2 separate regions of the Homo sapiens genome follow, and region 2 is linked to region 1. Evidence: chromatin contacts called from ENCODE Hi-C or POLR2A ChIA-PET data. All regions are on one chromosome and are shown on one strand. Each heading gives the region's core, a stretch centred on a gene start or an enhancer-like site at or near the end of the contact. The rest is flanking DNA. Distances are from core to core; before and after follow the strand shown.

Region 1 (3,825 bases), core at 463-2,962:
GAATCACTCGAAGGCCCATTGCATTAATCTCAAGGATCCCAAACAAGTGAAAGTTAGATCACACTAAAGCCACCTTCATTTAGAGTTTGTGGTCAATCAAACAGAGCCTAAACTGAAATTTAATTTTGCCCTAGCAGTGAGAATTTGCTAAGCAAATTAATGCTAGAGGGCAAACAAGGCTTCTTGAGTCTGCCTAAGAGCCTTTAAAGGACAACATGCTTTCAAGGGCTGGAAGCAGTCTTTTTACATGCTAATTACAAATCCTACAGTATTTGTGAAAGCAGGTCCCTCTGGGATTTCTATCAGCCAACAAGTTGTTTATTTCCAGTTTAAAGGGGGTGGAGGGTCTATGAATTATTGAGTAGCTACTATGTGTTTTGCCTGTGCTTGGTGGTGAGAGATTGTTTATCTTCACAACCGTCCTTGGAGCTAAGCATTACCCCAGTTTGCACCTGTGGAATGGAGAGGTGGCTGGAAGCACAGAGCTGGGATTCAAAAGCTGGGAAGCCTAAACTCTGGAAGCTGTGCTCTCTCCTCCAGCATATTACCAACCTTTGAATGTAATGTCGGCTTTTCTTTAAGGAATATTCTCAAATCCAGCCTTCTTCATATTTCAGAATAGCCCGTCCCTAATTAGCTCAAATTAGCTAGCTTTGTAAACCCTTTTTCATTTCAGTAATGAGGAAAACGAGGCATTCAGCCAAGAAGCAAACTGTAGAAGGATAGGTTGCAGCAGGTCTGGGCTAATAAATTGCAGTACATGGTGCTTCCTGAGACCTACCAAGGACTCTGAAAGAAGACAAGATGAAAAATCACTCCCTCTCTGAGATATATATTTTCTTTTGGAAAGATGTGTTTTCACCACTCACAGGAAAAACTGCTTTCTGGCCTTAGATAGCACAGAAATTGTCCTCAGATAATGCCAGTGAGGAACCTGCCTGGGAGGTCTAATCGACCTGGGATATGTCATAGGTAATGCCGGGTAGGTAGGTTTAACCCTTCGATTGCACCCTTTTCCAATACTGCTGTCACTGCCCACTAAGATCAGAAAAACTGACAAAATTTTGGGAAATAACTTCATGTTTTCAGAAATGCTACAAAGCCCTCTCCACTCCCACCCATGAGACAATGTCTACAAGTCACATCATATCCTTCCAGCTTAGACTTATTTTTAAAGCACACACAAAACACACTTTAGTGTAATTGGAGAATTAGCACTTTTGCCCCAGAAATGAAACAGCTGTTGATTTCCAGGCTGCTTGTCATTAGAGAGAAGACTTGAAACATCAGAGGCAAGTTCAAACTCCCTAAGAGGCAGTATTGAACTTTACTTGTAGCTCATGTGCCAAGAGCTGCCCAGCATCACTATGCATGAAACAAAACAGGTTTCAAGCAATTATAAGACACAACATATAAATCAAGACTTTAGAATCTTTATTAATGCTGAATTTTTTATTCCAAAAAAATACTTTCAGGAAAACAAATATGACTCATGACTTATGAGACTGGCTGCTTGGATGCAAATCATCTTAACTGCTTGCACACTCCTTGGTACCTTTTCAGCTAAAGAGCCATTCAGCCTCAGCTTCAAGTGCAGAGGAAGTGCAAATAACCCCTGCACTTCAGAGCACAGCTTGCTTTGCTAAGAGACAGTTGAGCAAAATCCCAGCACGCTCTGATTCATTCTGCCTGCTGATTGGTCGTTCTCCCTGGCTGCTGACATCATCCTGTTGCTGGGTGGAAAACTTATGCAGCACAGCCCTGATGCTGACTTCTGATTCTTGTGAAGGGGACGTTGTACTCAACAGCGAAATCAGATTGTAGCTCAAATGGAATTGGAAGATATCTTTTTTGTGTGATCACTTCAGTCATCTTATGCCTCTTAAATTATAGCGCCCTCCCAACCCCCATGCCGTAATCTAGCAAATGCTATTGTGTGGCACTTTCTCTTCCAAGCCACCCAACCCCCAACAGCCTCTAGAATACAAGAGAATAAGAAAAAAACCTTATCGTTTGCCTTCGACTGTAGGTGGAAGATGTCTTACACATCTCCTAGATGGGGCTGGCCTTCTGATTAGTTCATTTGCCTTTACCATCAGTATTAAACTATGTCTTCACTTGCTGCAAAGAATTGTGAAGTAATTTTTAGGACTTTCTATAAAAAATGCCTTATTACCTCTCATTTATTTTCCCAGCATTCTGTAAGCCTTAGGTAAACTGGGGAAGTAGTGACAAAGGCCAACTTGTCTGTTGCCCTTTACAGTGCGCAAAGAACTTTTTTATATACAATGTCTCATATGTTCTTTGCAGCTGTCCCATGCATGAGGTACTATTACTTCCCCCACTCTATAGATAAGAAAACAAACCCCTAAATATTAAATCCATTGCCAGCCATATAGCTTGCACATGATGAAGCTGGGCCTCAAACCCATGGTTTTTAATCCTAGTTTCTGAACTCTTTTCACTCAGACATAGACTCTTTCAACCTTGGGAGGCTAAGTGATTTGCAAGAACCAGTGCAAATTAAGTAGCTAAACCAGTGCCAGAACCCAGCAATTCTTGTTCTCCACACAAGGCCTTTTCTTCTAAACCTCTTGGTAGCTCTCAAGACAATGTTAGAGATGCTCTTAGATACACATTTATTTTAGAAATCTTTAGGCTTTCACAAGCTTTTACTGATTAAGTGCAGCTTTGAGGGAAAAAAATAGAAGCCTAATAATTCAGATGCACATTTGCATTTATTACATAAGGCTTCTGTAAGGGATAAGCTTATCCAGTTGCAGGCTTATTTTAAGTTTTAATGGAATGATTTTGACAGATCAGAAATAGCAGGCTTAGTAACCAGCTCGGTAACTTAGATGTCAGAGACATTTCCATGGTGGATAGCGGGGCTCCTTAGCTCTCAGGACACACTAGATTTCTCTTGTTTGTCTCTGACTGGGATGATTAACCACCCTTTGCTTGGCTTTCATCTTTCCTGGCACAGCTTTGTCTTTCATCTCATTCATTGCTCCAAACCCTTCTTCCCTTTAACTTTTAATACACATACAAAATATTTCAGCTTCCCTCAGTTATTTTTACATAAGCAGAGCAGGAAAACATGGATATACTTCACGGAGCCTGCCACATCTGGTTTGCTCAGGTACTCCCTTACCCATCTTTATTTTTAAATGAGACAAAGAATCCTTCAAAAAAGGCTTAGGAGACTAAAATGTTGGAGGAAAGGAATGAAAGAATGGGGGGGGCAAAGATTACTCAGACATGGAGGTGAATATTTGCATTTTCTATCTTGATCTTTGTGACAGCAGCAACACATAGTGTGGTGACTTGTATTTCACAACGTACATAGCTGCTTCTGTATACTTTGCATTCTTCTCTCATTTTCCCAGTAATTGCCTTTTTTCACTGTGGGGCTTTTTGTCCCCTTGACCCCCAGGTCTCCTACTTCCTGTGTATGACTTAGGCACATGTAGCTCACTCTAAATTTCAGCAAAATGTTCTCTCTGAAAGTGACTTCTTTTCACACCACTCAGATCTTCACATTTTCACTGCCTGTGGAAATATAAACTTACTGATTTTTGTCTTTCTGTGTTATTTGAAGGTAACAAACAATTTGTTGTGCTGAAAAACAGAATTGTTGTCTCATAGACTCCCCAGAGTGATGGGCAGTTCCTACATCCAGCTCTCTGGCTCCCTGTTCAGTGGACCTACCACACCTTTGTTCCTGCTGTCTGTTTTGCCTGAAATGTGTGTCTTAAAATATGGCACAGTAGATGCTGAGCAAAAACAACAACAAAATCCTATGGTCACATAGTTAGCGGCAGT
Region 2 (3,762 bases), core at 109-2,608, 430 kb before region 1:
CAAATGTTTCCTCCTCAGAAAGCTGTCCCTGACCACCCAATCTAAAGAAATCTTTCACCTGACTCACTCTATGCTATGCCACCCTTTTAAATTTTTCTTCATGAGTGTTTTCACTATCTAGAATAATCATTTTTATTTGTATGTTTTTCATTATATCTCTCTCATTAAAGTAAAAACTCTAAGGACAAAATGTTGCATCTATCTCATTTCTGTATTCTCAGAATGTAGAACAGTGTCTGGTACAAAGTAGATGCTCAATAAATGTGTTGACTGCATAAGTGAATCCTTTCCAAACAGGTTGGTTGAAAATTGCTGGTGGATAAGCAGATGGCAAGCAGGGAGCCCTATTCTGAGAGTGGATTTCTGCTCTTGTGAAAAGATGAAACAAGAACACATTATTCAACGAATTAACAAAAACAGTTCTGGACTCTTCCGGTTACAGGGCAAGTGTTTTTGAAGGTGAAAACAATGTGGTCTTGATCTCTTTTCCTGGCTTTGCAAAGAACAAGGAAGATGAAATCAGTGATTTCAAAATGAGTCACTGGAAACAAGTGTTTTTCAAAGAACACACCTTGAAGTTTAAACCAGGTGACGATGAGGGAGGAAGAAAAACATGATGGTATTTTAGACCTCGTAAACTTTTCAGCAGTTCAGAGGAGGTTTGTCAATTCAAATATGTACATGAAACCATGGGCTATCGTACCCTCAAGGAATGAGTGATTCTGGGTATCTGTGGATGGCTGTTTTCCTGATAACTGATGGTTAACTTGTAATTGCTGTAACTGATTTTTTTTAATGGAAAACATTCTAAAAATTTTCCCTTGATTAAGGGAGGCAGTGGAATAAACATGGGCTGCAGGGCAGGATAGACGTAGGCTATGTCCAAGTTCTGCAACTAAAAAATTCTATGACGTTGGCACTTACCCACACTGAGATACAGGTTCTTTATCTGAAAGATGGGACTAATGATAGCTCATTGAAGGGTTGTGTGGATGACATAAAACAGTGATTGTAAAAATGTCACTATACTAAATAGAAATTTCAGACATGGTAAATATTATTGAAGCTACTAGAAAAATATGCGCTTTAAAGATATTGATCAACATATATCCTTTTCTAATGCCTCATTGTCAATATTATGAACAGATAAAATCTGTAACGTCTTGTTAAAATAGCTATAGATCCATGTGATGTAAAATATGAGCTCAAATATGTGTCAGTACCACTAGCAACATTAAAATTGTGCTTTTCTGGAAACACCTCTGATGTCAGATTGTTTCTACCCATTTGCCTTTCTGTCATGACAGTTAAGTGAGATGTGGTGAAATTCATGACTTCCAGGTCAGCTTTACATGGCCACTTTCATGCAAAATCAATTAGTCAACTAAAGACTGTCTTTCAGAAGTAGATTTGTGATCCTCCAAAAAGCCTCTCTTGTCTGTGTTGATGCACTCCTTGGCAGGATGTAAGGTAGTGTTTTCTAGGTTTCTTCCATGGACCCAGTGGAAAAGGATTCTGTGATAAAATACTTTTGGGAGTTAGATTGTCAATGCACGGTGACAACTTCAAGACTCTGAAATGTCATAAAGCAAGACAAAATATTTAATTTGGAACTAATATTTCTTAAACAATTAGAGTACAATTTTTCTTTAACATAACACCTGTTCACAGGAAATTCACTTGCTACAGAACACATTTGAAGTAACACTGCTGTAAGAAAATGTTATGTTTCTTAAGAAAATAAAACCAAGAACTTTAAGGTCGTCCTTGGAAGGAGAGGCTCTTGTAGAGAAGGAAGAGACATCATTCTGACCCTGAAGTTTTATCACTTTCCAAGGTAGGAAAATGCCATATCGTATAGGGCATTGCATACTATACATTCCCTGGGGAGCATTTTGAAAATGTGGGGGCACTTTTGTCTTCTAGCATGATCATACTTGAGCATTTACTTATGAAAGACCATTATCATCAACTATTTTCCTTTTATTTTTTCTTTTATAATATAGTTTAATACTTATATTGATTTCTTCTTATGTGCAGATAGGTTATATTATTTTTGAATTTTATTTTAGTATAGCAAAGGGATGATCACAAAATATTCGTTCTAAGAAGGTGTTGTTCGTGTAGCAGGGGTGGGAATTACTCATTTAGGGGTTTCTTGCTTATTTCTACTGTCACCCTCACACAGGTATGCCAGTGTCAGGAGGCTCTTGTCCTTCTTTTAATTTTGTCCCTGGCAAAACAAAACAAAATTTTGCTAACTGCTCAAGGAGAAAAGCAGGGAAATAAATATGGAGAGTTGGAAGAAATCACAGTAGGAAGAATCTAAACAGTTTGGCCCACAAGATGTGACTTTCTGCAGCATCTTACAGAATCTGTCCCAGCCCCTGTGTGTCCCAGAGATAAAGAAATGATTTATTTGAATCTCCAACTTTCTAGTACTTGGCTTATTTCCATGAGTTGATTATTAATTTTTGAATGTATCATCCAAGAAACACTTTCTTAGAAATTGACATCCTCCAAAGCTCAGGTCAGGAACATGAGACAGTTTTACTTTTCCCCTTGTATTTATTAGAATTGGGTTCAGTGTCTTGTGGAAGAAAACCCAAATATGGCAGCTTAAATCAGAACTTTTTGTTGTCTCATGTAAAAACTGGAGATCAGCATCCAAGAGGGATATGAACAAGTTTCCTCCAGTTTTCTTCTCTGCCATCCCTTGGGGGTGTTGTATATGGTCCAAGATGCTTGTTGAAGCTCCGGTTATTATCCATATCAGTTAAGAGAAAGAAGAAAAGAAAGGAGAAAATCATGCCTTTTCCCTTTTTAAACACTGTTCCAAAGTTGTACACACTACTTCTTTGGCCAGAACTTGGTTGTAAGGTTGCACATATCTGCAAAGACGACTAGGAAATGTAATCATCATTCCAGGAACCCACAAGCCCAGCTGAGATTAGTGGGTTCCATAATAGTTGGGATAAAATTTCACCCCCATTTTCCAAAGTAGCCTCATTTATTCTGGATTCCATATTTCCAGATTTGCCTGTTACTTATATAACTGACTTTAGAATTGACTTCAGATACTTCGGGTGTCCCTTTTATAGGTGCAATAGTTACGCAATAACTTATTTTAATATAATAGGAGCATTTATATGATAGAAAATGTTTCTGTACTTTAATGGTGTATGAGATGTATTCTCATGTGAGTACAACTTACTCTTCCTCTGATTTCTCCACCACCGACAGTGAAAACATCTTCAAAATACTCATCTTCTACTTGCAGTTTTTCTTATGAGATGTGAATTAATAATTCTTTTTCCAACTATATTTAGCCTTTTGATGCCAAACCTTGGTATGAAACATCAGAATTAGCCCTGATAAAAATGTACATGATTCAGTCAGCTTCAATTATTCATAAAACATTATAATTTTCCATTGAGCATTGAACCAGAAATGGGATAATTATGATGTTATATGGCTGAACACATAAAAAAAGTAGTGTACATTTTTCAGTTTATGGAAGATGCATCTTTACTATATGTCTGCATGCTCAGATAAATTGTTGTAGCTTCCTCTTCTGAGCATCAGTGTCACAGAGAGTAGATAAGCAATATTGTCTGGATGGACTTGGATTTGTCAGTGTTCCCTGGCTTCTCAATGTAAACTTTATATCCTCAAGTTCTCCAACCTTTAAGGCCACACTTACTCTGAATAATAATACTAATGATAATAATAATAATAATAATAATAACAATATGGGCATCC

What was found. A loop is a pair of places that touch in the nucleus more often than their neighbours do. ChIA-PET counts read pairs that join two places held with the same protein, here RNA polymerase II (POLR2A). Pooled maps may share reads with other maps.
Region 2: a loop to region 1 is called in a map of CD4-positive, alpha-beta T cell, with 9 times the contacts of the local background. The contact joins two enhancer-like sites. A Hi-C loop is called at or near these places in 1 of 168 maps with a recorded cell type or tissue (CD4-positive, alpha-beta T cell) and 7 of 50 pooled maps. POLR2A ChIA-PET finds 5 or more read pairs at or near these places in 5 of 52 experiments (CD4-positive, alpha-beta memory T cell, CD8-positive, alpha-beta memory T cell, activated B cell and 2 more).

The regions. Positions count from the first base shown.
Region 1 is chr11:95,252,343-95,256,167 of GRCh38, reverse strand. No RefSeq gene overlaps it. Among named protein-coding and RNA genes, the nearest start is that of SESN3, 23 kb to the right of the region's middle. RefSeq lists an enhancer at 1,680-2,069. Within about 2 kb of position 1,712, at least 25 of the 41 ENCODE cell types and tissues checked have a DNase peak (open chromatin) inside an H3K27ac peak, as active enhancers do; they include CD4-positive, alpha-beta T cell, where a contact is called at or near this core.
Region 2 is chr11:95,685,812-95,689,573 of GRCh38, reverse strand. No RefSeq gene overlaps it. Among named protein-coding and RNA genes, the nearest start is that of FAM76B, 100 kb to the left of the region's middle. Within about 2 kb of position 1,358, at least 2 of the 41 ENCODE cell types and tissues checked have a DNase peak (open chromatin) inside an H3K27ac peak, as active enhancers do; they include CD4-positive, alpha-beta T cell, where a contact is called at or near this core.